Linked DNA regions of Homo sapiens: region 2 is linked to region 1. Evidence: chromatin loops called from intact Hi-C (ENCODE). Cell type or tissue: natural killer cell. All regions are shown on one strand. Links, peaks and the distances in the headings refer to the core of each region. The heading gives the core; the rest is flanking DNA. Region 1 holds the start of LINC01022 (long intergenic non-protein coding RNA 1022). Region 2 overlaps ESYT2 (extended synaptotagmin 2).

The links. A loop is a pair of places that touch in the nucleus more often than their neighbours do. Peaks named below come from ENCODE experiments on the same cell type or tissue, not always from the same donor. Only the 100,000 strongest peaks of a DNase experiment are listed, where the experiment ranks them.
Region 2: a loop joins it to region 1, with 12 times the contacts of the local background. A loop is called at or near these places in 1 of 110 quality-filtered maps.

What each region holds. Positions count from the first base shown.
Region 1 is chr7:158,590,445-158,601,705 of GRCh38, reverse strand. LINC01022 (long intergenic non-protein coding RNA 1022) reads right to left here and starts at 11,077. Exons shown (of 2, transcript NR_132379.1): 1 at 10,899-11,077; 2 at 9,773-10,800. It overlaps MIR5707 (microRNA 5707), which reads right to left and starts at 10,090; the gene lies at 10,010-10,090. RefSeq lists an enhancer at 4,282-4,781. In natural killer cell, for the core only: no CTCF peak of the experiment used is centred there; a DNase peak (open chromatin) is centred at 6,435.
Region 2 is chr7:158,800,034-158,811,294 of GRCh38, reverse strand. The region is part of intron 1 of ESYT2 (extended synaptotagmin 2); the gene reads left to right. Among named protein-coding and RNA genes, the nearest start is that of ESYT2, 24 kb to the left of the region's middle. RefSeq lists enhancers at 6,550-7,141, 9,739-10,239, 10,240-10,740. In natural killer cell, for the core only: no CTCF peak of the experiment used is centred there; DNase peaks (open chromatin) are centred at 6,764 and 7,514; H3K27ac peaks cover 2,946 bases.

The DNA.
Region 1 (11,261 bases), core at 4,604-8,603:
TGATTCCTGGGGTGCACGAAAGCCACCACTTTTTGCATGTGTGTTTTGTATTTGAACTTTTATGGGATGTGTGTACCAAGTTGAGGACCATATTGTCGTCAAATATGAATATTGGGGGCCTGCTACCAACCGATGGATCGGGAAGCATTCCGGTGTTTCAGCAACTGAAGTGTCCATGTGTCCGCATGCTGGCTAAGGTTGTTTCTTGTAGATACTGTTTTTCAGGTATCTGAAGAGTTTCTGTTGGAAAGCTAGCTAAATATCCTTCAATAATGGAGTATATCATTTAAACACAGCCTGTCTGTACTAGGGAATATTATGTAACCTTTACCTGAAATGAGGCAAACATATCTATACTGATAACAAAAATATCTCTAAGTCATATGCAAAGTAAAATTTTTTAAAAAGCAAGTCAAAACAGTACAAAGAGTATGATGTCATTTATTTTAAAAATGACATTTGAGCATAAGCAACGTGTTTGGGTAAAACTGCTGATGGTTCTTACTTCTGGGAGAGGACTGGGAAGTGGGGGTGCAAGTAAAGGAACTCTCACATTTTCCTCTGTGTGTTTCTGTACAGACTGAACATTTTCCAAATGGGAATGCAGTAGTATTATTTGTATAATAAAGAAGAATTGAGCATTTAATTCAAGAAGCAAGAAATAGAAAACTAAAAAGGGAACAAATGAGTAAATATGTGAGGATACATTTATGAATTTAAAAAACTCCCAAAGATATGATTAAATAAATGAGTAAAACAACTAGAAAACTTCTAGAAAGTCTGGCAGAGAAAAGAAAAAGAACACAAGTAATTAACATCTGACAGGAGGGAGGGAATGTGTTCCAATACAGAGGAGAGGCAACACGAGAGAATCGCCGGGAAGAATCAGAGGGGGTTTGCGCTACCCAGCATTGAAGGGTGTATTAAAAAGCTACAGTATGGAAGTGGTTAGGAATAGGCAAATAGGCCAACGGAAGAGAACGAGAAGCACAGAGCACACACACTTACGTGGGTTATTTGTGTATAATGAAGTCATCCCAAATAAATGGGGAATGACAGATTTTCACTAAGAAAAGTTAGTTCTCTACCTTATATAATGCATAAAAGAAATATTCCAGATGGAATACAAATCCACATGTAAAACTAAAACCATTCAAATATCAAAAGATAATGATTTGACAGGTAAAGAGCTTGGAAGTTATCACTGCTGTCCCCACAACAAGAAAAAAGCTCAGCAAATGGAAAATCAACAACTCTTCTCAGATCCATCAGAGAAATGAGGTCATGGGGCAAACTGCTATCCTGAAAACTGGAGAGACAGGTGAATGCAGAGAATCAGAACTTACCTGAGAAGCCAGGAACAGAAGCTGCTGCTGGAGCCAGTACTGTCAGGACACTCACAGGCCAACTGACAAATGTAATTAGCACAGAAATGAGAAGCCAGGCATGGTGTGCACCTGTAGTCCCAGCTACTTGCGGGGCAGGGGCAGAAGGATCTCTTGAGCCCAGGAGTCTGAGGCTGCAGTTACTATTTTCAATTACTAAAGCAGTTTTTTAAAAGTATAATCCCCACTTCTGGAAAATGATGGTGTAATTGGTATACATTGTTTTAGGGCAGCATTAAACTGGTTTACATTAGTACATGATGACACTGAAATACATATTGATACATATCCATTGTCATAAAAATGTTCACACCTATTAACTAAAGAATCTCAGTTTAGAGTATTTTGTCTAAAGAAGATAAACATGTTTTAATGTTGCAATCGCCTGACTGTAATTTCAGGGTTTGGGGTTCTGGGAGCATTGGGATGGCTTGAAGCCAGGCTGAAGTTCACATGGGGCAGCTTTGCAGGGACTGTTCCACCCCTGCCCACGAGAGCTCCACACTCCAACTCCTTCGTTCCCCATACGCAGTCTCTCAGGGTCACCGTCGAGGCCAGGAAACACCACCTTGGACAAAAGTGGCCCTAACATTGACTTCCCTCCCTGGATATTTCATCTTATCTGAGTCTTAGGGTGATCTTTAAATATCTTGTAAGCTTTTAAAACTTTTAGGATGATTGCCTTCTCCCCCATATGAATTTTAGTTTACCAAGTTCTAGAAAATCCCATGCAATTTTGATTGAGATTACATTAAAGTTATAACTAATGAGGGGGAGGAGGATGGTTTTTACATTAACTTCCCAGCCATGAGCATGGCATCTCTTTAATTAGTTTTTTAAAAAAGATGTGCTTCGGCTGGGCGCGGTAGCTCACACCTGTAACCCCAGCACTTTGGGAGGCCGAGGTGGGCGGATCACGAGGTCAGGAGATCGAGACCATCCTGGCTAACACGGTGAAACCTCATCTCTACTAAAAATACAAAAAAGTAGCCGGGCATGGTGGTGGGCGCCTGTAGTCCCAGCTACTCGGGAGGCTGAGGCAGGAGAATGAAGTGAACCCAGGAGGCGGAGCTTGCAGTGAGCCGAGATCGCGCCACTGCACTCCAGCCTGGGTGACAGAGTGAGACTCCGTCTCAAAAAAAAAAAAAAAAGATGTGCTTCATGGAAGTTTTCTTTTTTCTCATAAATGTCTTCGTATTCTTTATAATGTTTATTACTAAGCATGTAACAATCAATTTTTTTTGCCATTGTTAATGGAATTTTTTTTTACTCTTGTGTTATCTAACTAGTTATTGCTAGGGAATAGAAAAGTTAATTTTTTTTTTTTTTTTTAGATAGGGTCTCACTCTGTTGCCCAGGCTGGGGTGCAATGGTGTGATCACAGCTCACTGCAGCCTCGACCTCCCTGGCTCAAGCAATCCCCTTGCTTCAGCCTCCCAGGTAGCTGGTAATACAGGCTTGCGCCACCATGCCCGACTAATTTTTGTGCTTTTTTTTTTTTTTTTTGAGACGGAGTCTCTGTCGCTGAGACTGGAGGGCAATGGTGTGATCTCAGCTCACTGCAGCCTCCGCCTCCTGGATTCCAGTGATTCTCCTGCCTCAGCCTCCTGGGTAGCTGAGATTACAGGTGTGCGCCACCACACCTGGCTAATTTTTGTATTTTTTGTAGAAACAGGGTTTCACCAGGTTGGTCAGGCTGGTCTCAAACTCCTGACCTCAGGTGATCCACCTGCCACGGCCTCCCAAAGTGCTAGGATTACAGGTGTGAGCCATTGAGCCCGGCCTAATTTTTATACTTTTTTGGTTTTTTTGAGACGAAGTCTTGCTCTGTCACCCCAGGCCAGAGTGCAGTGGCGTGATCTCAGCTCACTGCAACCTCTGCCTCATGGGTTCAAGTGATTCTCCTGTCTCAGCCTCCCAAGTAGCTGGGACTGCAGGCGCACACCACCATGCCTGGCTAATTTTTGTATTTTTTTTAGTAGAGACGGGGGTTTCACCATATTGGTCAGGCTGGTCTTGAACTCCTGACCTTATGTAATCCACCCGCCTCAGGCTCCCAAAGTGTTGGGATTACAGGCGTGAGCCACTGCACCTGGCCTATACTTCTTATAGAGATGGGTTTTCATCATGTTGCCCAAGCTGGTCTCGAACTCCTGGACTCAAGTGATCCTCCCACCTTGGTCTCACAAAGTGCTAGGATTACAGGCATGAGCCACTGCGCCCAGCCTAGAAAAGTTAAAAATCTATGTTGATCTTGTATTCAGAAAAATTAGTGTTTTTTTTGAGACAGGGTCTTGCTCTGTCATCCAGTGCAGTGGTGTGATCTCAGCCCACTGCAGCCTTGGCTTCCTGGACTCAAGTGATCCTCCTGCCTTAGCCTCCCAGGTGGCTGGGACTATAGGTGCGTGTCACCACACCCGGCTAATTTTTGTATTTTTTGGTCAGGGTTTTGCCACGTTGCCCAGGCTGGTTCAAACTCATGGACTCACACGGTCCACCCACCTCGGCCTCCCAAAGTGCTGGGATTACAAGCGTGAGCCACTGTGCCTGGCTTATGTTTAAATATATTTTTAAAATTAGAGAAAATAGTACAACCAATCTCATTGATCTTCACCTTTTGTTGTTTTTGTTGCTAGAATATTATTTTATAGCAAATCCCAGACTTTACCTAATTTGACCCACAAATACCTTAGTTTGTGTCTCTAACAGACTGTTTTAAAAAATAAAACATTTTGGCTGGGCGCGGTAGCTCATGCCTGTAATCCTAGCACTTTGGGAGGCCGAGGCGGGCGGATCATGAGGTCAGGAGGTAGAGACCATCCTGGCTAACATGGTGAAACCCCGTCTCTACTAAAAATACGAAAAAATTAGCAGGGCTTGGTGGCGGGCGCCTGTAGTCCCAGCTACTTGGGAGACTGAGGCAGGAGAATGGAGTGAACCCGGGAGGCGGAGCTTGCAGTGAGCCGAGATTGTGCCACCGCACTCCAGCCTGGGTGACGGAGCAAGACTCCATCTCAAAAAAATAAAATAAAACATTTCAACTTAGCAAAAGGTGAAAAATTATCACATAACAAATTTCTGTTAAATGCTATATCAAATATAAATAATAGGCCAGTGTGGTGGCGCGTTTCTATAATCCCAGCACTTTGGGAGGCCAAGACAGGCAGATTGCTAGAGCTCAGAAGTTACCAGCCTGGGCAGCATGGTGAAACCCCATCTCTACAAAAAAAATACAAAAATTAGCTGGGTGTGGTAGCACATGCCTGTAGTGCCAGCTACTTGGGAGGCTGGCACATCAGGCCATGTTCCGGCCACAGGTTGTTGCCTCCAACCCGCTGAGAGCAGAGCTGGCTGGAGAGCTGACGGGAAGCTCCACGGTGTTTGCCCCTGGTCTGGGGAAGAGCCTGCTTCCAGGCAGGCCAGATGTTCTCCTCCTCAGGCTTAGTGGCTTGTGGGTATAGCAGGCATGGAGTGAACTGGGCAGTGGCCAGCCTCCTGGGGAGGCACAGATGTTGGTGTGAATGGCCAGGAGTGGGGGCAACTCCCAAGACTCTGGCTTGGTTTTTCTATTGCTTTGCCAGGAGACCTGTGAGTACTGTCTAGAACATTCTGAGAAAGTCCCATAGAATAAGATGTCTTCCAGCAGATTCATTAACCAGTGTGCCGGGAGAGTATGACTTTTGCTAAGTTGCAATGCTGGTGAGGTGAGATTATCACAGGTTGCTTCTCCCTCCCTCTGCCTTAGTAAAAGAAGCAACAAAATGCCTCAGATGCCAGACACCTCTGCACCCACACCCTGAATAATAGCCAGTCACCTCCCCGCTGAGTGGGCTGGCTGCCCTCCCAGCTAGGGTTAGGAGGCCTCAGAAGTGCTGGCTTCAGGCTAATAGAATCCACAAATGGAGAATTCGGTGAATTGGGATGGCAAGAATGGGACCTTGAACTCTGGAGTGAGACCGAGTGGATTTGAACCCTGAACCCAGCACTTACTGGCTGTGGGGGTCTTGGGAAGATGATTTAGACCTCAGCCTTGGTCTCCTCATGTGTGGAATGTGAATGAGAATGGCGCCTAACTATTGTCATAATCACTGGCACCTAGTCAGTGCTTTATGGAATTAGATATTTTTCTTATGACCAATGGCTGGACTGTTTATTAATAACAGTAAGACTGAGGCCTGCCGACTTACATAGGTCACCAAGTCTCTCAATGCAGGTGACTGAAAGGGTCTGGCAGCTGGGCCCACAAAAGACTTTATTGGAAGGTAGGGAGCCCCCAGAGTCAGGAAAAGATGCAGATGCAGACCTGAGCATGGGACTCAGGCCTCGGCACTCATTGGCAGTGACGCGGTTTGTATCTGTGTCCCCACTCAAATCTCATGTTGAATTACAATCCCCACTGTTGGAGGTGGGACCTGGTGGGAAGTGACTGGATCGTGCAGGTGGTTTATCATGGTTTAACACCATCCCCCTTGGTGTGGTCTTGGCAGCAGTGAGTTCTTGTGAGATCTGGTTGTTTTAAAGTGTGTGGCACCTCCCCGTCTCTCTTTTCCTCCTGCTCCAGCCACGTAAGACGTGCCTGCTCCCCCTTCATCTCCCACCATGATTATAAGTTTCCCGAGGCCTCCCCAGAAGCACAGGCCACCTTGCTTCCTGTATAGCCTGAGGAACTGCTGGTCAATTAAACCTCTTTTCTTTGTAGATTACCCAGTCTCGGGTATTTCTTTATAGCAGTGTGAGAACGAACTAATACAGGTAGGCCCGGGTGCTGCTGCAGGCCTGAGGCAGCTCTGGTCATCTCCTCCTGTGTCACTCCATGCATGACTCACATCCTAGGGAGAGAGCATTTGCTGGCCTGCATATGCCATGAGCCTTTACCAGGTGGCCTGTCCTGAGGGAAAAGGGTTCAAGGGCAGAAGTCCCACAGATAAAAATGGCAGTGCTGTTTGCCTAAATGGGAAAGGGGATGTGCAGACAGAAGCATCACCACCACTGACACTTCCATCACCACCAGCTCCACCTCTGTTACAACTTCGCCACCATCACCATAACCACCATCACCACCTCTACCACCACCTCCACCACCACCAGCGTCACCACCACTAACACCTCCACCTCCATCATCACCAGCTCCACCTCCACCACCATGACCACCATTATCACCATCTCTACCACCACTAGCTTCATCACCACTAACACCTCCACTTCCACCTCCACCACCACCACTGTATTAGTCCATTCTCGCACTGCCATAAACCCCTGAGACTGAGTAATTTATAAAGAAAAGAGGTTTAATTGGCTGATGGTTCTGTAGGCTGTACAGGAAACATGGCTGGAGAGGCCTCAGGAAATTTACAATTACGGTGGAAGGTGAAGGGGAAGCAGGCACATCTTACATGGCCAGAGCAGGAGGAAGAGAGAGAGAAGCAGGAGGTGCTACACACTTTTAAACAACCAGATCTTGTGAGAACTCTATCATGAGAACAGCACCAAAGGGGGAAATCTGCCCCCATGATTCAATTACCTCCCACCAGGCCCCACTTCCAACACTGGGGATTTCAATTCCACATAAGATTTGGGTGGGGACACAGATCCAAACCATATCAACCACCACGACCACTTCCATCACCACCAGCTCCACCACTACCACCATGACCATCTGTATCACCACCAGCTTCACCACCATTGCCATCACCATCTTTAACATCATCTCTACAACCACCCTCCAGCACCACCACAGTAACCACTACCATCACCGTATCAATCACCACTTTCTTCAACAACACATCCACTGTCAAAATCACCACCACCTTTCCCATCACCATCAGTACCACCATCAGGATTACTGTCAATATCAATACCACCACCACCAACACAATATCAATATCAGTACCACCACCACAACAGTCACCACCTTCATCAACACACCCACCATGGAAATCACCATCATCTCTACCATCATCACCACCAGCAATACTGCCAATGTCAATACCACCACCATCACAATCACCATCACCACTATTACCATCTCTATCACCACCTTCAGCAGCACCATAATAACCACAACTAACACTGCCAATATCAATACCACCACCACGACCTCCAGCATCACTTTTACTACCACCACCAATACCCTACATAGTCACCATGATTACCACCGTCACCCCAACCACCATTGTTGCCACCCCATCACTGCCACCATGATCACCACCATCCCACCACCAACACTGACACCTTCAACATCAACACCACTGTAACAATCACTCCTACCATCACCTCCACTTCCACCACCACCACTACCGACACCAACACTAACACCACCCAAGATGGACGGTCCAGACTTCCACTCCCCTTTTTGTTGTCTGCTGACTGGCAAAATATTGATAATACAGTAACATGCTAAGGCCAATTCTTCAGACATTTGGGGTCTAGGAGCAATATTTTTAAAACCACCTTTGCAAAGATTATAACTGAGACAATTATTACAGCGAAAGAGATTTGACCTAACTGACTCCATCTTGTTTCTAACCTCCAAGCTGTCCTTGTTCATTCCTGGCCGTAGGCCAGACTAACTCTAGGAGGAACTTAGTTTATGGTTTAGCTTTGAAACAGAGATGATAACAGTCCTTTCCCAAAACAAACCCCCTTCCTGCCTGGGGACTAACAAATTAGCCACAAGATTAGAATTATGATTTAGGAGTCATGCAGCTGGAGGCTGCAAGATTCTAAACCTCCCCACGTTGCTCCTGGGAATAACATCACTGTTGTAAAATCTGGGATCAGTGCTTGAGATATTGCAGACCCTGAATTCTGATGTACCAGCTGACACCTCCCAGACTGGTATTTGTCTCAACCAGTTCTGCGATCCCACCCAGGAACAGAAGACAGCAAGAAAACCCCACTTCAACCCCCTCTGATTCCATCTCCAACCCGACCAATCAACACTCCCCACTTCCCGAGCCTCTACTCACCAAATTATCCTTAAAAACTCTGATCCTCAAGTTTTCAGGGAGACTGATTTGAATAATAAAACTCCAGTCTTCCGCACACAAGCTCTGCGTAAATTACTCTTTCTCTACTGCAATTATGCTGTCTTGGTAATTTGGCAGTGGGCAAGGTGAACCCCTTGGGCTGTTCCATTTGGGGGGGTGCAGCTTCCGATTCCCCACCCTGCAATTGCACCCTGGAGTCAGTGACACTTGGTACTGAACAGAAGTGTCACCCTTTTGAGGCAGGACGTTTCCCGCAGGGAAGAGGTGTCCACAACAGGACAAGACACCAAGGAGTGATGGACCTTCCTGACTCCTCTCCGCTAAGCAGAGGGAAGCTTTGTGGGGCACTCTTCTCTGAAGCGGCAGGGGCAGGAATGACTTGCTCTTGCCCTGTAGATTGGGCTCAGTCAACATCATAAGCAGAAGACTGAGCTACCGTCTCCATGGGCTGACATCCACTTTCCATCACACAGACTGGGATTAGGTGACTCACTGCATTTGCCATTCAACTAGACCTGGGTTGTGTTTAAATGGTGAAAAATGGCCAATTAAAAGTGGCCAATCTGGCAGTTTTGACTGTTCTAATAAGTCATTCAAATTTCATCATGGTTGGCCAGAACCACTATGTCATTTAGCAAGAGCCAAAATGTTTGTCTAGCATGAGTAACTTTGAGTGTATTCATTAGTACATGTTCAGGCACCTTTGTTCTTGAGCATGGAGTGTGTGGAAGTTGCATCTGCACTTGCCCTAAAACCTCACCTGAAGTCCATCCCTCTCATGAAGCCATTCCTGATCAAGCGGAGACTCAGCATCTCCCACAGAGAATGTTAAATGGGAAGATCAGAGCCCCAGCCTTCAACCTGAAGAGGAGAATGCCACGCAGGAGCCGGTCAGTCCTGTCCACGTGATGTGGGCCTTTGGGATTCAAACAAAGCCTGCTGCGCCCCACTGCACCCCAGGGTTCTCATGCCAGCCCTCTCAAGATTGTTTCTTAGAATCAGAGGCCCAGCCACCCCATTTGAAACACTTTCTGGTCCTCGTTAAGGACTGGTCAGCTCTGATGTAACCCAGAGCACTGACTGACACAAAACCATTGGATTGGCCAACAGTTTCACCTTTGTCACCAGTGGGCAACGTTCACGTTCACGATCACGGAGCTGGTGCAGCGTTCATGATCACAGAGCTGGTGCAATGTTCACGATCACGTTGCTGGAGCCGCGTTCATGATCATGGAGCTGGTGCACCGTAGGACTGGAATTTGAGCCCTGACCTTCTGTGTATTCCCCTGGTACACATCACTGTTGTCCCATTCGACCGGACACGTCTGGCAGATAGGATGCCCTTGAAGGAACATGCGTGACTCAGGAACTGTTTGACACAGGCCTTTCGACCTTGAAAATCTTGGAATCTTGGAATTAATCCTTGTAATCAAAGAATAACCCATGATTACAAATGTGAGGGATATGTTATCACTGCATTGAAACTACAAGGTTGCACTGTATACAGACCCTGGCATGCTATGGGCATACAGCGTGCATATCAGCAAGTGTGACAATGATGGGTTAATTTCATAAGTAGGAAGGCACAAAGCATAAATGTATGTAGGAGACATTCCCCCTAAAGGGCTGGGAGAATATAAGAGCATGTTTGAAAGCTGTACATGTGGTACAATGTTCACATATGTGCCTTGTACAGCATTCAAACGTGTTCTTACACAGACAGACACAGACACGCCTCTGCACCTGTTGGGTCAAGCAGTAAGAATCTAATGGTGACCACCTGTCTGGCCAGAACGGTCTTCCTTTTGGATTAGAAGTCTGGGCTATATCAGCTGGAGTTCTGGAACCAGCCTTGGTTTGGTAAACAACATTTTTCTTCCTCTCTCCACCCTTTGCATTTCCTTTCCTTGAGTTTCCTTTTTTTTTTTTTTTTTTTTGAGATGGAGTCTTGCTCTGTCACCTAGGCTAGAGTGCAATGGTACGATCTTGGCTCACTGCAACCTCTGCCTCCTGGGTTCAGGTGATTCTCCTGCCTCAGTCTCCCGAGTAGCTGGGATTACAGGTGCCCACCACCACACCTGGCTAATTTTTGTATTTTAGTAGACATGGGGTTTCACCATGTTGGCCAGGCTGGTCTTGAACTCCTGACCTTGAGTGATCCACCCGCCTCGGCCTCCCAAAGTGCTGGGATTACAGGCGTAAGCCACTGTGCCCGGCCTCCTGGAGTTTATTTTATCCAGTGTTGACCTGCCCCCTCTCGGAACCTGGGTTAGCCTGCCTGGTGCTTGAGGCAGGGAGCTGGCCACGCTGCGCTGCTGTCTTGTAGGTGCTTCTCAAGGTGCTTTTTGTTGTGATTCCTCCAGTGCCTCTGGTTTTCGCTTTCCCTTTTCTTGGGGCTTGTTTGTGTTTAACCAAAGTTCAGGGCCCTTGGGGTAAAACAGGACCTTGTTCAGGAAACTACCATTAAGCAAGCAGCAAGTCAAACAACGAAAGTACAAACAAGCCCAGGCCCCTCCCAAGATACACAGTCCTCCAGGATGTAGGCTCCAGACTCTGGGTCCTTCTCCACGCCCACCGTTCACGCCAAGGGATGCGGCAGTCCGACGGCCTCTGGGAATCGCAGGGCCTTGGTCTTGGGAGCTGCTCTCCTGCAGTGTAAACTCAGTGACTCTCATTCAGGCAACAGACCTCTCCAGGTCGTCCTTGTTCAGGCGGAGCACTTGGTTCCTCAGACCCCCATCTGTACCAGAGAAATGGCGTTAAGGCCTCACAAAGTAGTTTTCACTGAAGAGAATCCCGTGTCCTACCCTTGTGCGTCCGAATCACCTCACGGACCTGTCATGAAGAGGCTCTCCCTTCTGCGGGCTCACTCTGACCTTTCCTTTCC
Region 2 (11,261 bases), core at 4,501-8,500, 210 kb before region 1:
TACTTACTTGGTTCTGTTATTATTTGGGGAAGTATCTAATTAAAATAAATGGGCCATGGTAAAAGCAGTATGTGTTTTATAGATTGAGATATTCATTTCTTTTTTCTTAATTTTAATTTTTTATTTTTTATTTTTTAAGAGACAGTGTCATTCTGTTGCCACGCTGGAGTGCAGTGGTGCAATCATGGCTCACCGCAGTCTTGACCTCCTGGGCTCAAGTGATCCTCCCACCTTGGCGTCCCAGAGTGCTGGGATTACAGGCTTGAGCCACTGCGCCTTACCCCTTTTGTTTTTTTTAACAGCTGTATTGAGCTATAATTCACATACCATACAATCCAGCCATTTAAACTATACAATTAACTGTTTTTCAGTATATTCTCAGGATTGTGCAACCATCACCGAAATCTCTTAGTAGATCCTTTTGTCTTCTGTAAAGAAACCCTATACCCATCAGCCCTCAATCCTCAGACCCCTCCACTGCTCTCCCTGTCACGCCTACCCTAGCCACCCAGTAATTCGCTTTGTCTCTAGAGGAAGACACCTTCTGGACATCCCATGTAAATGAAATATTATAACATGTAGTCTTTATGATGAGCCTTTTTTTTTCCCCCCCAAGACAGGGTCTCGCTCTATCACCCAGGCTGGAGCGCAGTGACGCAATCACGGCCCATTGCAGCCTCCACCTCCCAGGCTCAAGTGATCCTGCCATCTCAGCCTCCTGAGCAGCTGGGACCACAGGCATGTGCCACCATGCCCATCTAATTTTCAGATATTTTGTAGAGATGGGGCTTCACTGTGTTGGGCTGGTCTTGAACTTCTGGGCTCAAGTGATCCTCCTGCCTGTCAGCTTTCCTCCACAGTGCTGGGATTACAGATGTGAGACACACCATGCCCGGCCCACTTCTTTCACTTACTAGATAGTGTAACATATATTAGTGTTTCATTTCTTGTATTGACAAATAATTCTGTTGTATGAAAAGGCTATATTTTGTGTAGCCATTTATCAAGTAATGATCCTTTGAGCTGTTTTGACTTGTAGGCAAATATAAATCATGCTGCTGTGAGCATTCATGTACAGGTTTTTGTGTGGATGTGTGTTTTCCTTTCTGTTGCATATATACGTGTGGGTAGAGTGGGTCATATGGTACCTCTGTGTTTACATATTTTGAGAATATGCTAAATTGATTTTCAAAGGGGCTACATCATTTTACATTACCACTGGCAACAAATGAGAGTTCGATTTCCCCACGTCTTCATCAAAACTTGTTGTTAAAAGGAAAATCTCAGACAAATTAAGTTTAACGTAGTTTAATTGAGCAAAGAATGATTCACAAATTGGGCAGTCCCTGAACCAGAATAGGTTCAAAGAAGCTCCAGTGCATCCATGTAGTGGAAGAAGATTTATGAGCAGAAAAAAGAAAGTGAGCTACAGAAACAGCCAGCCAGGTTATAGTTCTGCATTTGCCTTATTTGGATGTGGTTTGAACAGCTGGCTGCCTGTGATTGGCCAAAACCTGGTGATTGGCCTAAGAGTATGCTACAGTCTCTTCACACATCCAGTTAGGAAACCTTCAGGCTGAAACTTACAATGTGTTAAGGAGACAGCTTTAGGCTAAACTTAACACTGTCTATATTTTAACCATCCTAGAGGGCATGAAGTGATACCTCATTGTGATTTTGATTTGTATTTCTCTAACTCATAATGTTGAGCATCTTTTCATGTGCTTCTTGGCCATTTTTATATCCTCTTTGGAGAAGCGTTTATACAAATACTTTTGCCCCCCTCATCCCCCCTGGTTTTTTTTTTTTTTTTTTTTTTTGAGATGGATTCTTACTCTGTAGCCAGGCTGGAGTGCAATGGTGCGATCTCGGCTCACTGCAACCTTCGCCTCCCAGGTTCAAGCGATTCTCCTGCTTCAGCCTCCCGAGTAGCAGGGACTACAGATGCACGCCACCACGCCCAGCTACTTTTTGTATTTTTAGTAGAGATGGGGTTTCACCATGTTGGCCAGGATGGTCTTGATCTCTTGACGTTGTGATCCGCCCGCCTTGGCCTCCCAAAGTGCTGGGATTACAGGTATGAGCCACCACGCACCACGCCCCGTCACTTTTGCCCATTTTTTAATTGGCTTAATGTGATCCAAAGTTTACTACAGTAGCCCCCCCTTATCTGTGGGGGATATTTTCCAAGATCCCCAGTGAAACAAGATAGTACCAAACCCAGTTGCTGTCAATCAGAACATCTGTTTTGTCTTCTACCCACAAACTTATTTGTTTATTTATTGGTTTTGTTTTGTTTTGTTGTTGTTGTTGTTTTCTGAGATAGAATCTCACTCTGTCACCCAGGCTGGAGTGTAATGGCGCAGTCTCGGCTCACTGCAACCTCTGCCACCCGAGTTCAAGCAATTCTCGTGGCTCAGCCCCTCCCAAGTAGCTGGGACTACAGGTGCCCACCACCACACCTCGTTAATTTTTTTTTTTTTTTTTTAGTAGAGATGGGATTTCGCATGTTGGCCAGCCTGGTCTTGAACTCCTGACCTCAAGTGATCTGCCGGCCTCAGCCTCCCAAAGTGCTGGGATTACAGGCAAAGTCCTGGGATTACAGATGTGAGCCCCTGTGCCAGGCCCCAGCCACAAATTTAATGCCTTTTCCATCTTAAAGTTTGACATGTGACAGCAAAACTAGCATGAAATTATTTTCCTTCTTCAGTTTCACAGATGGAAGATTCGTTCTTACATCTTAGCAACCTCAGCGTATGATACTTAGTAAGTCGAGAACTTTCACCTTTTCACTTAAAGGAAGCACTCAATGGCTTCTCTTTGGCATATCTGAATGGCCAACATCACTGTTGGTGTGTTTTGGGCCATTAAGTAAAATAAAGGTGACTTGAAATGAGCACGTCGATCCCACGACACTTGAGCTGACGATCAAGACAGCACAGGTGAGTGGGCGGGAGCATGCTCGGCGCGAACGTGCCGGACGGGGCTCGTGTCTCGAGCTGGACAGAGTGAGATTTCATCACCTTACTCAGAACAGCATGCGGTTTAAAACTGACGAATTGTTTGTTTCTGGAAGTTTCCATTTAATATTTTCTGACCTTGGTTGACTGCGGGTGATTGAAATCACAGTGGAACTGCCGATAAGTAGGGGATTTCTGTAATAGGTAACAAATTGGATCCAGGTCAGTGGGTTCAGTTTTCAAACACTTTAGTTACCCCAATGTTAAGATTTGGGGTATTTCTAATAAAAAAAGGAATGTTTGGCAGACATTTTTCTGCACCTGGAGCTGTGGGGCCTGCTCTCTGGAGAGAGAGGCTGGACGGCCCTACCCCGTGGCGCCATCCTTTTGCGGGTTTGCGCATCCCTCTCAGCGGGCAGCAAGCCTCAGCTCATAGCCTGGCCTCCTTTTTGTTTTTGTGGCCAGTGAACAGCTTTTACATTTTTTAATGGCTGGAAGAAAGTAATTTGTAGGAGGTGAAAATGTTATGAAATTCAAATTTCAGTGACCATATTAAAGTTCTTTTGGAACACAGCCGTGCTCATTAGTTCATACTCCAACTGTGGTTGAGTTGTAGTGACAGAGACCTCATGGCCCGTAAGTGCCCCAGATATTTCCTGTCTGACCCTTTATGGGGAATGTGTAACAGCAAACAGCAGTGAGGCACACAGGCTATAATTGGGAAAGATGTTCTGGAACCTTGGTATCGAACATCCAGTGAAGGTAATGAACATATTCAGGAAAAAAGTACTAGTGTTTTCATGTGTCTGATTATTTACTGTTTCTTCATTGTGTACAAATAAATAATTAAAAAGGAAACAGTAAGTTTTAGGGTGGTAAATTTCCGACCTCCTTCTCATAAGTCGCGATAATTTCCTATCTGCATGAGAATAAAGTTAAGCTCCTAGGAGATACATAAACTTATTTCTTCAAAATGTAAAATTCACAGATAAATTTTAAGTCCGATGTTAATTCTGAATCCATGTAGATAGATTTTTAGTATTCCAGTCACTTCTGTAATTCTTTTTTTTTTTTTTTTTTCCTTCAGACGGAGTCTTGCTCTGTCGCCCAGGCTGGAGTGCAGTGGTGCGATATCGGCTCGCTACAAACCCTGCCTCCCGGGTTCATGCCATTCTCCTGCCTCAGCCTCCTGAGTAGGTGGGACTACAGGCGCCCACCACCACGGTTGGCTAATTTTTTGTATTTTTAGTAGAGACGGGGTTTCAAATAACCCTGTTTTTACAATCTCATGTAGTTTCTCATATATATATATTAGAATAAACTATATATACTATGTATATAGTCACACAAAGCTGGATTCATTTAAGTAGTATACAGAATATATGCAATTAATTCAGTGCTACAATTGCCCATCTATCTTTTAATCCATTCCAGTCAAAACATAAGCGTGTATATTTGAATTAATATTCATTTGATTTAAATTTAAAATAAAAACAACCGGATTGTCTTAGGTGTTTCAGTGGAGGAGATGAGAAGACAGATTTCCTATTCTTGGACTCATTTTAATTTGTGATATTGATGTAACTCATGCCAGAACTTCAGCTTAAATCACGATTATGAAATAATTGTGTGACCTTTCTTTTAGCAGAGACAGGAAAATGTCTAAAGGACTTCAGAATTTTGTGAGAATATGCTTCAAATCTTTGAAAAATATTCTTCACGGACGTGTTTATATGTAAATAAGTCTGTTGACATTAGTGTTTCCATGAAGGGATACCCTGTTCTCCTGAGTAGAAGCTGTGAGGCATCCCTGTTTTGACTCTGCCATTGAATATTAGTCCTGGTTTAAATTCTCCTAATATTTCACGCATGCACTAAAAGGGGGCTTAACCCCTTTAAAAAATAAATGGATAGAGGAAGAGTATATGTCAGATATAACATGAAATTCAGGGTACGTTCTCTTAGGAATTTAAGACTTGGATTTCAAGTGACTTAGACAGCTTTGTTATGAAAGGTATGCTGGGATCAACCTAGTTTTTAAGTTTTTCTTTGACTCTGTTTTCTGATCTACCAGAATAGGTGATGGTCACTTGTCTAATGAAGAAATAGTGATGAAGTGTTGCAAACAGTGAGGAAGCCCTCTCAAGGCCAGTGCCTCCTACGCATTGTGCGCCAGCGCCTCCTACGCGGTGTGCCCCGGCACCTCCCACGCGGTGTGCCCCGGCGCCTCCCACGCGGTGTGCCCCGGCGCCTCCCACGCGGTGTGCCCCGGCGCCGGCTCTGCTGCTAGTGTCCTCCTTCAGGCCAAAAGAGCCCTGTGTCCCTGGGGCCCATGGTGGCCACAGCTGTGGCTCAGCCGTCATTCCTTTCGTGGCAAGAGTCCTTATTTTACACTGTTAAGAGTTTTAGGTGACATAAGAAAGCAACAATTTGCCATAGCTCTGGTAGACAACACCATTTGATTTGTGGTGAGAAAGTCAAGGAGTGACCATGATCACTACCTGTGGTCTCAGTTAAAAACTTCAGGGATATTAGTGTCTTTTCGGATTTCCTAGTGAAATTTCTCATTAATGTAAAAAGCACCTGGGGAGAATTTTGAAAATGTTTTCTGTTAAGAAATGACCTTAAACAGATGGATTTTTAAGCAGTGTCATTGCACCAAAGCATTAGGGTATCCAGTTACTCTGTTGCAGTAATCGAAGCCCATAAACCACAGAGAAAATTACAACCTTGTGGATTTTGGAAAAGATCAATTGCTTTATTTACTGTGTGAATTAATTGATGGCCTGCTTTTTATGTAGACTAGAAATAGATAAAAATGGTTATCTTCTGCAATTTCCTTTTACTATTGGAGGTAGTAATTTGACCATACTGTGACAGCTTATTACAGGGTTGACAGATGTTTTTAGATTCCTCTCTACCTTTTTAACCTTGACTACTTTCTTTGTAGAAGCAACTATTTGGATAAAGCATCCTAATATCTTTGAAAAAAATACCATTTAATCAAGATTTCTAACCTGCTTTTTCAGTTTCCATGAATACTGACCAAAGTCTCTAGAGAAGACAGGCAGATAGGATTTGAGGATCTTGAGGAGGGACAGATAGTTTGGGAGATGAGTAAAGACATTTGATTATACAAAGATCAGAAGGCACAAATTTGTGTTGGTACCAAATTATATTTAAGTCACTCTACTGCTAAGTTCAGCAGCCCAGCTGTGGGGACGAGCAGAGATCCCCACTGATGTGGAGAGCTAACAAGTGCTCCGTCAGATCCTCGTGCCTTACAGTTCTAAACATTGAAGCGCCGTGTGCCTGGAAGTCTCGTCCACTGTCAGGAATACTGTCCCTAATACTTTTTCTCATCGTAATCTGATAATATGAAGAGGTGGCTCTGAGTTGCTTTTCCCCAGGCCCCACAGAAGTGCTTCTCTTCCCTCCAGTGCAGGACACCAGCTTTCTTGGAAAGCACTGAATGAGGCCTTGGGTTTTTCATGCACCTCACCCTTCTCGGCAGCTTGTGTTTTTCACGCGCCTCACCTTTCTCAACAGTTTGGGTTTGTCACACACCTCACCTTTCTCGGCAGTTTGGGTTTATCAAGCGCCTCACTTTTCTCAGCAGTTCGGGTTTGTCACGCGCCTCACCCTTGTCAACAGTTTGGGTTTGTCACGTGCCTCACTTTTCTCAGCACTTTGGGTTTGTCACGCGCCTCACCTTTCTCAGCACTTTGGGTTTGTCACACACCTCACCTTTCTCGGCAGTTTGGGTTTATCACACGCCTCACCCTTCTCGGCAGTTTGGGTTTGTCGCGCGCCTCACTTTTCTCAGCAGTTTGGGTTTGTCACGCGCCTCACCCTTCTCGGCAGTTTGGGTTTGTCACACACCTCACCTTTCTCGGCAGTTTGGGTTTGTCACGTGCCTCACTTTTCTCAACAGTTTGGGTTTGTCACTCGCCTCACCCTTCTCAACGGTTTGGGTTTGTCACGCGCCTCACCCTTCTCGGCGGTTTGGGTTTGTCGCGCGCCTCACCCTTCTCGACGGTTTGGGTTTGTCGCGCGCCTCACCCTTCTCGGCGGTTTGGGTTTGTCGCGCGCCTCACCCTTCTCGGCGGTTTGGGTTTGTCGCGCGCCTCACCCTTCTCGGCGGTTTGGGTTTGTCGCGCGCCTCACCCTTCTCGACGGTTTGGGTTTGTCGCGCGCCTCACCCTTCTCGACGGTTTGGGTTTGTCGCGCGCCTCACCCTTCTCGGCGGTTTGGGTTTGTCGCGCGCCTCACCCTTCTCAACAGTTTGGGTTTGTCGCGCGCCTCACCCTTCTCGACGGTTTGGGTTTGTCGCGCGCCTCACCCTTCTCGACGGTTTGGGTTTGTCGCGCGCCTCACCCTTCTCGACGGTTTGGGTTTGTCGCGCGCCTCACCCTTCTCGGCGGTTTGGGTTTGTCGCGCGCCTCACCCTTCTCCGTGGTTTGGGTTTGTCGCGCGCCTCACCCTTCTCGACGGTTTGGGTTTGTCGCGCGCCTCACCCTTCTCAACGGTTTGGGTTTGTCACGCGCCTCACCCTTCTCGGCGGTTTGGGTTTGTCGCGCGCCTCACCTTTCTCAGCAGTCCCCAAGTCCTGGCTGCTCCAGGAAGGTGTTCTGTGTGTGTTAGAACCTTGGACTCCCTTTTGTTGTGCTGTGTGTGAACCAAAATTTTCTGGGCAGTTTTAACTTTCTGCAAGTCTTTCTGACCATTTGCGCTGACTTTAATTCATATTCAGAGAGAACAATATAAAACATTTTAAATATTTAACGTTTTTAGTATTTCTCCAGACTGAATTATTTGAACGCAGGCCACATCTGTTTAAGTAAACCTGTAGTATGCTGAGTGCTTCCAAGTAAGGGTGTGTTGCTTGCCTAAAGGCTTCTAGAAACCAGAGTTTCCGATTTCTATTGTGATGTAACTGATAAAGAAGAGGCGTCTCATGTTCTTGTAGAACCGAGGTTCTCTGGTCCTTTTTGCCTTATCTGTTCCATTTTTGAGACTGTGTTGATTTTACACAAGGAAACAAAGCTACCCGCTTAGATGTTGTTCATTTTATAGGCTTAACGTAGAACTAGCCAAGTGGTGTAGGAACGTTGGTGTTTTCAGATGGCCAGTAAATGGGTGACCCTCTCACTTAGGTGTGCTCCGGGGAACGGCGCGTTGGCCCCCACCTATGCTGGTGGGGCCTGCCCCAGGGCACACTCTCGATTGCTGTGCCAGGGACTCAGATTCCTTCTTCCTTCCCCTTTAGTTGTGGTCTAAGAGAGGGAAAGAATTCTTCCTTGCAACCAACCATTGCTTCCAGTAAGAATTTTGTGTGTTTTGTTTTTTTCTTTTTAAAATAGTGCCTAAAGGGTTATGCAGCATTGAGCAAAGCTCAAATCCTTCTTGGAATGAGGAAGAATCTTGAATAAATGAACTTGATTGGCAAGTTCATGATTTCATGTTTAGTGGCATTTTGTTTCTAAAAGAATCATTTTATCCATTTATCTTTTAAATTTTACTTAAAGGTATTAAATCAGCAATGCCTCAGGTGTAGCATCTTTCTTCATATTGTCTCAGACATTACCTATCTAAACTTATTCTAGGCTATTAATTTTTAAAGAGGAATGAGTCAGCAGAATTGATACTGCATGTTTCAGTGTTACTAATGTTAATGGAATTTTAAAATAACTCCTCTACATTCCCTGTCAAGTGCCTGCTGTACTTTTTTTTGTAATTAAAAGTGCTTATATCAGCCTGGTGTGGTGGCTCATGCCTGTAATCCCAGCACTTTTAGAGCCCGAGGCAGAGGGATCACTTGAGGCCAGGAGTTTGAGACCAGCGTGGCCAACATGGCAAAACCCTGTCTCTACTAAAACTACAAAAATTAGCCACTTGTGGTGGCGGGCACCTGTAGTCCCAGCTACTCGAGAGGCAGGAGAATTGCTTGAACCCGGGAGGAGGAGGTTGTAGTGAGCTGAGATCGTGCCACTGCACTCCAGCCTGAGTGACGGAGTTAGACTCCATCTCAAAAAAAAAAATGCTTATATCGTGCATAGGACATGGAATTTATGAACAATAAAATCCTGTGCAAGTTCTGATTGTTAATACTGGTCTTCAAGGGGAATGTTGTTTGAAGAAAGACATTCCTTTTACTTAATTTTTGTTTTAAATGTTAGCTGTCAATTTTTTTATGTTTGGATATAGGAAGAATATGATTTAATTGGCAAGAAAATTTTGACCAGTTATGTCAATTCCATCCTGTATACTTCAGCAGGGCATAGCAGGAAGGACTCTGGAGTCCTTTGGGTCTGGATCTCTTTATTCTACCTGTTCCCCCGAGGCGTTTTGTTTTCTGTTAGATGGAGCCACTAATTGTTCAAAGGTTCTGGTGAGGATTAAACAAAATATTGTATGTAGAGTTCCTGGAGCACAGTTAAATGTTCTGTCTTTGTATATTTGGTTTAATTTTTCTAAACAAAACAACTTTGGTAATAGCAGCGTATTAGAATCTAAAATACGCCTTTGTTCTTTTAAAAGATAACATTAAAGAGATTTTTGCGGGTGGTGTCAACTCAAATATAATAGAAACGTGAATAATCGTACAATGATTATTTCTAGTTCATACAGATAATATAAATATTGAAATTTGTTTTATAATTAGAACTTAAGAGAGATTTGAGTCTTTAAGTTGAAAGATAAGATTTAAAACCGAATCTGTGTTCCTGTGTTCCTGTGTGATTGAGGACTGTGTTTTCTGTGATCCCTGTGTGTCCCAGTCTTTCTCTGTGATGTTTTTGCTACTTTAGATTCTGTTTTATGCAAAATAAGCAAATGTTTATGAATATGTATTAGCGAGAAGCAGATTTTTGACTTAGTGAACAGAATTTAAAATTTCGTAACAGATTTGCTTTGTTCAAATCTGATATATTCTCTTTCTCTTTTTCTTTAGCACATTGGGATAATCACTCATAGATGAAAAACCTCAGAACTATTGAATGCCTTGGGATAACACTACTAAGAGACGGCTCGATTTTCAAAGCCACTTTGTGTAAATTCTAATACAAGCCAGTTAACCAGTAAATTCTAATACAAGCCAGTTCACTTATATTCAAAGCTTATTTGGGCAGAGGGTTTCTCTGTTCATTCCAGAATAGAATGGGGCACTACAGGCAGCTCCTCCCGTGCTCCTGTCCATCACTGCCTCACTGCAGGCTTGGGTGCCGCCGCCTCCGACGCTCCTGCCCATCACTGCCTCACTGCAGGCATGGGTGCCGCCTCCTCCCGTGCTCGTGTCCATCACTGCCTCACTGCACGTGCTTTCTGTGCCACTCGGGGGGTGCTGATGTCACCACACAGGCAAGGGTTGGCACCCATGCCTACAGTGAGGCAGTGATGGACAACATGGTGAAACCCCATCTCTACTAAAAATACAAAAATTAGCAGGGTGTGGCGGTACCCGCCTGTAATCCCAGCTTCTCGGGAGGCTGAGGCAGGAGAATCACTTGAACCTGGGAGGTGGAGGTTGTGGCGAGTCGAGATCGTGCCACTGCACTCCAGCGTCGATGACAGAGGGAGAGTCTGTCTCAAAAAAAAAAAAGAAAAGAAAAGAAAAAAGAAAAAGAAACCTATTTAAAAAAAAGTGGACTGGGCACAGTGGCTCACACTTGTAATTCCAACACAGGGGGAGGCTGAGGCAGGAGGATTGCTTGAGGCCAGATGTTCAAGACAAGCCTAGACAACATAGTGAGATCCTGTCTCTAAAAAAATTTAAAAATTAGCCAGTTGGCACATGCCTGTAGTCCCAGTCCCAGCTACTCAGGAAGCTGAGGCGGGAGGATCACTTTGGCCCAGGAGTTCCAGGCTGCAGTGAGCCGTGATTGAACTACTGCTCTCCAGCCTGAGTGACAGAGTGAGACCCTGTCTCTGGATTTAAAAAAAGAAAGAAAATATTTTCTCTGCCATTGGGGCTAAAATAAAATATCCTTGGCCGGGATCGGTGGCTCACACCTATAATCTCAGCACTTTGGGAGGCAGAGGCAGGCGGATCACGAGGTCAAGAGATCGAGACCATCCTGGCCAACATGGTGAAACCCCATCTCTACTAAAAATACAAAAATTAGCCAGGCGTGGTGGTAGGTGCCTGCAATCCCAGCTACTCAGGAGGCTGAGGTAGGAGAATCACTTGAACCCGGGAGGCGGAGGTTGCAGTGAGCCGAGATCGCGCCACTGCACTCCAGCCTGGTGACAGTGAGACTCTGTCTCAAAAAAAAAAAAAAATTAAGAGGCCACATAGTCTTA